2 separate regions of the Homo sapiens genome follow, and region 1 is linked to region 2. Evidence: chromatin contacts called from ENCODE Hi-C or POLR2A ChIA-PET data. All regions are on one chromosome and are shown on one strand. Each heading gives the region's core, a stretch centred on a gene start or an enhancer-like site at or near the end of the contact. The rest is flanking DNA. Distances are from core to core; before and after follow the strand shown.

Region 1 (3,589 bases), core at 1-2,500, 210 kb after region 2:
GACTGTAGTCCTGGTTGTTGAGACCATGCATATTACTTTTCCCTTCATTAGAGGAGGACTACAGTTGATAGCCATTATTACGAGAGATGCCTCAGGAACAAATTAGAGGAAATACAACGATATCTTTTAGTACTTTTATGCATGGTAATGACCATCAGTAGACACTAAAACAATCAATCCAGCAAGGACAGGGTAAATAACTGTATAGACCTTTCTGGAATAGTTGTCTCTGTCACTCAAACAGAAAAACAAACTATACTAAATTCAGAGGATGAGGGGAATCAGGAGCGGCTTGTGATGGAGGGAGATGAATATTAGTTACAGCCATAATGACAACGTAGTGGACACTGTTGTAAATTTCACTAACCGTCTTGCCTTAATCTTCTAGATCACAATTGGCCACTTTTCCTGACCTCCCTATTTGAAGAAAAATTAAAGTATGTTAATTTTCACAGGAAAAAAAATGAGAGGCACCATATTAGAGTATGGCAGCTTGGATCCCTGAATCACCAGCTTGAGAAGAGCTACTCACAAATCATCAGTATCTTCCTACTGTTACATTAGTGAGTTATAAAATTCTACTGTATTTCAGCCTTCATACACTTTCAAGTCTAGTTATTGTAGCAGTCTGGCCTATTCTAATTAATATAAAAAGAAGAAATAATAATTGTAGAAAAAATTAAACAGAGAATATAACAATTTTAATGGTTTCTCCTGAGCTAGACTTACTTGAAATGGTCCTCATTTTTTGTTTTAGTATTACCAGAGATGTAAGACAGAATCTCACGAAAATATTCAAGCTGGTGGATGAGGCCAAATTAGGCAACTAGGTTGTGTGTCTGGAATTCAAACCATATTAAGTACTCCCTGCCCGCCTTTCTCCTATCCTTTAGAGCAGAGCCTGATTCTCACATATTGTCCCATAAGTCTATATCAATCAAATCAATTTTTATTATCCTGAAAGCACCTATGGAAATACTACCTTTTTTGAAGTTAAATACGAGCACTCTGCTCCATGCTGTTTTACTGATATTTAGAACTGTACAAACTTATATTCTTTACATTTGTGGGAAATTATTATATTGTAGATGAGCCTAAAATATTCTGTGAATCAAAACTTACTATAACAAGTTGTAAAGAACAGCTTTAGTGGAAAGTGTGTACATGAAACTAGCAACCAAACACTCAAAGCAAGAAGAATAATAACTAAGTGACCACAAAGGAAATTTTTTTAATCACATGCCTGGCTCTTGCAGGTGGAGAAGGTTGTCTTGCCCAAAGGAAGTGGTTACTAGACCAGAGTGTAACCAAATACGGGATGCTGCTTTAAAAAAAAAAAAAAAAAAAAGATTCACAGAAGTTGTGCTTGAGTTAAACCACTAAGTACTTTCCTTGCCAGCCAATGAGAAGAAGTGAAGCAGCATCATTTGTCTCTGGCTGACTGAGCCAGTAAGTCTGTTACAGAAAAAAAAAAAATCACTTAAAAGAGCAATAAACATAGAAAATATCAAAGCGTCTACTAGTCATGTGTGCAATCCACAGAAAAGAATAGAAGAAGTTTACTGAAGAAAAGTTTGATAAATAAAAGTACCACATTCTTGAACAAGACAATTTGTGTCAATTTTCCAAACAAAATACATAGACTTTGTGATGCTTTAATCTAAATATCAATAAGATAGTTTTGTTAACAAAATGTTTCTAATTTTTTTCAAGAATAATAAATATAAAAATAGCTATTGATAAAAATGAGGGGGTGTTGCTCTAGTAGATGCTTACAAATAATTATAAAGCTAAACAATTAAAACATGTTTCTACTGCCACTAAAAAAAAAAGTCAACTGTGGAACAACATTGACTGCACAGAAGCAGATCCAAATTTATGTTATGATTAACGAGATCGAAATTGTATTTATAGTAGTCTCCCCTTATTCATGGGGGATACACTGCAAGATCCCACAGTAGATGCCTGAAGCCACGGATTGTACCAAACCCTATACGTACTATGTTTTCATACACATACAAACCTATGATAAAGTGTAATTTATAAATTATTCACAGTCATAGATAAACAAAAACTAATAATAAAATAGAACAATTTTAACAATATACGGTAATAAAACTTAAGTAAATGGGGTCCCCTCTCTTTCTCAAAATGTCTTACTGTACTATACACCCCTATTTTCAAACTGTGATTAACCACAGATAACTGAAACTATGGAAAGTGAAACCATGGATAAGGTGGGGCTACCGTATTTTATTTCTAGAAGTTACTAAACTTTTGAGAAAATTTTGGGATGGGACATAAACATATTTCGAAGAAGCTTCCAGTGTTATAGTTTATATTCTTCATTTCTTTGAGGCACAGAAGAACCCATTTCACTCTTTTGGAGTCAATCCAGGTTTGTGGGGTAAAGGACTGTAGCTGATGAGGATTGGAAGTCCGTGAGATATAAGGGGTTAGGAGGCAAGTTTTTGCAATATACTTGAACAACATGGCACCTATGTGGAATGGAAGAGAAAGCAGCGTAGTGGTGAGGAAATTCTGGTGGGTGAAGACATTCTCAGGTGAAATTTTTAGAAGAAAAAGTTATTTTAAGAGAATTTTAAATCATTTTCCTTGGTATTAGAAACACAATTCTAATTCAATGTTTTTCAAGAGATTGCAATAATGGTTTGGAGTGTTTTAAATGGTGCACTGGGAAGTTTACTCTTGCTTGTTAAAGAATGCCACATTAGAACTGCTTTCAAGAACAGAACAAGTTATCCTGAATTTATGTTGGATAAATTTTTAAAAATGTAGTACATAATAAAAGTGGACTTTTTATTCAGTGGAATGAGGGAAATTTACTAAAAATGATGTTGGGTCTATTGGTTATTTAGTAGGAAAATAAAAAGAGCTCATACATACACACATACAGAGATGATATTGAGTTAGATTAAAAGTTTAAATGTAAATCAAGAAGGAACTCAAAATACAGAAAAAGATACATGTTAATATTTATTTTATTAAAAAGTGTTGGAATGATTTAAATAAAACAAAAGAAAGAAACCATATAGAAAAATATTGTTAGACTATATTTTTAAATCATCATAAATACAACCACAACTTAAATGAAAAATCAAGAGTTAATATGTGAAATGTATATCAATTTTTAAGCATTGCGCTATATTAAAAGAAAGTGCTTATAGTGCAGTACGTGAACCTTAAATGAGCAAAATATATTGTATTAGTTTTCTAGCCACTGTCACAGAAAATTAGTACAAATGCAGAAGCTTAGAACAAAACCCATTTATTACATCAGCTTTCTAAGTCAGAAGTCTAGGCAGAGCTCACCTGGGCTTTCTGCTTAGGATGTCACAAGACTCAAGTCACAGAGACATTGTAATTCTCATCTGAGTTTGGGGTCCTCTTCCAAGCTCACTGCCTGTTGGCAGAATTCATTTCCACATATGACTGAGGTCCATAGCAACTATAAATATAGGTGCATCTAATAAAATATCCTCAAAGACATGAATCAAAATTGATATAATATTTAGGTAGAAAGCAATAAATCTACCATTTATGGTATGATATTTTAATATATGTTTCT
Region 2 (3,524 bases), core at 1-2,500:
AAAAACTGGAGGAAGAGGTAAGCAGACATGGCTAATTAAGGAAAGCTGAGGGCATAATGGGTGAACCTATGAAATTTAAGACAAGACCCCAGTAAGACAATGAGTTCCCAGGACTTGCTCATTGACTTTCAGCCCTATGGGATGTGAACAATGTCCACATTGTCTCTATAACCCCACACAGTATATAGTTTGAACATTATTAAATTTCTGATATTTGACTGTTTTTGACTTACAAAAATAGAATTTCATATAATTTATCCTACGTTAGTTGAATATCTTCTTGTTATGTCTAGTTAGAGCATGTAGGACATGTAGGAGAAATTTCTATAGAAAGGTTAGAAGAGATTCGTAATAAACACTAAGCTGGGCCAGGTTTTCCGAGGATGCCTTAAGTTCTTTAGGCACGAAAGAACACCCCAGAGATGCTCTTTATCTGTAGGGTGACTCCAAGTACTAAAGATCTTAGCTTCAGTTCCAGGGATTTTTCCCCATAAGAAAGACAGAGCACTAAGTATAACTTCTGTCAGAGAACCTACATACACTACAGGGATATAGGCTTTATAAACATTGGAGTTAGAAAGAAAAAGAAAGGAGATAATGGGGAGGCCATTGGTACATCCTCACATTTGAGGAAGAGGGGCCAACACCAAAGTTCCTGTGGAGGACATAACCCAGGATCCTCTAGAAGAGACCCTTTGAATTCCCTTGACTCCCACAAAATTTTCAGTAAAAACGTCATTTTGTCTGACGTAAGTCAACATAATAAAGGGAAGTGCCGTATGGGGAAATTATTTTAGCATCCTTATTTCCAAATCCTCTAAACACCCTGAGGACATGTGATGCAAAGGTTTTATTGGTGGAGATTTGAAAAGAAATGATCTGTACGAAGGCCCCTTACACAGTCTCATGGACTGTGTCATGAGCAAGTAGTCAAGCTCCTTTCGTGGAGGAGATAATTTGGGATCCAATAATACAGATGCACAATCTCTGACCAAAAAGTCACAAAGTCTTAAGGGACATGGCCTGGGCACAATGTTAACAAAACTCCCTATTTTCCCCACCCCATAGTAGCTCAACACCCACAATGTGCACTTATATCCGGTGTCCCCAGCCAAAGCCAGTGGGAAGCTCAGCACCATCAGTGTCACTGTCAGCGCTGCCATGCGGGAGCCTCCAGGGAGCTTCACACACCATGCTGGAGAACAGGAAAGGACCAGGGGCCAGAGGAGGAGGCAAGTCTTACTCAGGAAGAACTATGAACCCCTCCACCCACATTCCAAATTATGGGGAGGAGGTTACTGACTTCCTTGCTCCTGGGTTGGGTAATCTCGTGTTGGAGAACCAATCAGCATCTGAGTTCAATAGCATCATCAGTTGCTGGTCAGAGATGCTGTATGAAGGTCCTCTTCTGAAACAGAATTTCCTTCTTTAAAGGATTGTTTTTAAATTAGTACTTGAAAGATTTGATCCAGTTGCATGTAAAACACTTTAATTGGGTCCGATTGTGAGCCAGCTCTGTGCTGGTCAGTGATGTGTTCATAAGTTTGAGCCTTGTAAGAGCATTCATTTCCCACTTAACAAGACAACTGTTTGCAGAAGTGAGTGTGTGAGTGTGTTTAGGAGTAAAGGAGATGGAAGGAACATGGTTGTAAATCCGGAGACATTTAAACTGGTCCTTATTGCACCATATCTTAATGTTGTAGATTTGGGAAAATTATTTCATGTCTCACAGTTGAAATGAAGGCACTGTGATCTTTCAGGTCTTTCGATACTGGAAAATGCTGTGATTCTGTGGACGCCTGAAGGAGCAGCAGCCCCGGGTATCTGATAATATGACAGAATGACAGCTATTGACTAGAGAGCTTAATCCGTACCTGTTTACAGGTAGGGATGTCTTTAATAAGTTAAAGGAAATTGAAAGTTTGTTAATAATTTAATCTGAGTAAGAATATCTTTTTCAAGTGTGTCTCCTGATGCTGCCCCCAGGTTTAGTGGCCCCTCCAGAACACACACAGGCAAGGGGCTAACAGGGGCCACCTATGTGCAATGGAGGGTCTGAAGGTGCCTTTGTATGGCATTTACCCTAACAATGTGATAAGGTCAACTGTGCAATCCAAGTATTCATGGGTCTGAGAGATCGATCGAAGACTGTGAAAGTTAGCTGTTCATAGAACAACTCTTTTTTTTTTGAGACGGAGTCTGTCTCTGTTGCCCAGGCTGGAGTGCAGTGGAGCGATCTCAGCTCACTGCAACATCTGCCTCCTCGGTTCAAAGATTCTCCTGCCTCAACCTCCCAAGTAACTCTGACTACAGGCACTTGCCACCATGCTTGGTTAATTTTTTGTATTTTTAGTGGAGATGGGTTTCACTGTGTTAGCCAAGATGGTCTCGATCTCCTGACCTCATGTTCTTCCTGCCTCGGCCTCCCAAACTGCTGGGGTTACAGGCGTGAGCCATCGTGCCTGGCCACATTATGTTTTAAAATAATGAATATTTTATGTGAAGAGTGTTCAATCCCTCATTCTTGGTTCCCATTATGATTTCCTCATTTGATTGAGGCTATAGCACTTTATATTATGTTTCTCTTGTTTTATCATAAGGGAAGATAAAAGACGACTTTGCTAACTAATACATTTCAGAATATTCAGGAAAGAGAACACTAGGGAAAACTATGAATTACATCAGTTGATGTAACTATGTAATATTAAACATATTATTATACATTTAGATAATTACTATGCTTTTTATTAATATAAATATAACATCTAAGATTCAGAATGGACTTCAGAATACAACTATGCTTATAAAGTTCTGCATTAATTCACATGCTACCACATAGGCACTCATTTGTCTTTTTTTTTTTTTGTTTGTTTGTTTGTTTGTTTTGAGATGGAGACTCGTTCTGTCGCCCAGGCTGGAGTGCAGTGGCGCGATCTCTGCTCACTGCAAGCTCAGCCCCCCAGGTTCATGCCATTCTCCTGCCTCAGCCTCCTGGGTAGCTGGGACTACAGGCGCCCGCCACAACTCCCGGCTAATTTTTTTGTATTTTTAGTAGAAACAGGGTTTCACCGTGTTCGCCAGGATGGTCTCAATCTCCTGACCTTGTGGTCTGCCTGCCTCGGCCTCCGAAAGTGCTGGGATTACAGGCGTGAGCCACCGCGGCTGGACTAAAGTCTGTAACCTGTCTTTATGGAGAACTACTTTTGAGGCCGTACACTTCTTTCAGTAACAATATTGTCTAAGTAATGGTATGGCAAAGTTGTTTCTACCTTTTCTGGAGCTATTTTGACATTCCATTTAGTTAAAGCCTACTTTGTTTCTTAGAATAACCGATGTAAGATTTGATCTGTAGGAGTGGCCAAAAGAATGTCATCCATAAAATGAATGATGTAAGCAGTAGGAAACATATTTCGAGGCTCCTTTAATGCCTGTCCTACAAAATGCTGACATAACGTAGGACTGTTAAGCATGCCTTGGGATAAAACTCTCCATTGATAGCAAGAAACAGGTTCTTTTTGATTAAT

The links. A loop is a pair of places that touch in the nucleus more often than their neighbours do. ChIA-PET counts read pairs that join two places held with the same protein, here RNA polymerase II (POLR2A). Pooled maps may share reads with other maps.
Region 1: a loop to region 2 is called in a pooled map, with 2.5 times the contacts of the local background. The contact joins two enhancer-like sites. A Hi-C loop is called at or near these places in 2 of 37 single-sample maps with no recorded cell type and 6 of 50 pooled maps. POLR2A ChIA-PET finds 5 or more read pairs at or near these places in 3 of 52 experiments (GM12878, activated B cell and activated T-cell).

The regions. Positions count from the first base shown.
Region 1 is chr6:32,684,506-32,688,094 of GRCh38, forward strand. No RefSeq gene overlaps it. Among named protein-coding and RNA genes, the nearest start is that of HLA-DQB1, 20 kb to the left of the region's middle. Within about 2 kb of position 1,251, at least 3 of the 41 ENCODE cell types and tissues checked have a DNase peak (open chromatin) inside an H3K27ac peak, as active enhancers do.
Region 2 is chr6:32,472,326-32,475,849 of GRCh38, forward strand. No RefSeq gene overlaps it. Among named protein-coding and RNA genes, the nearest start is that of HLA-DRA, 34 kb to the left of the region's middle. Within about 2 kb of position 1,251, at least 8 of the 41 ENCODE cell types and tissues checked have a DNase peak (open chromatin) inside an H3K27ac peak, as active enhancers do.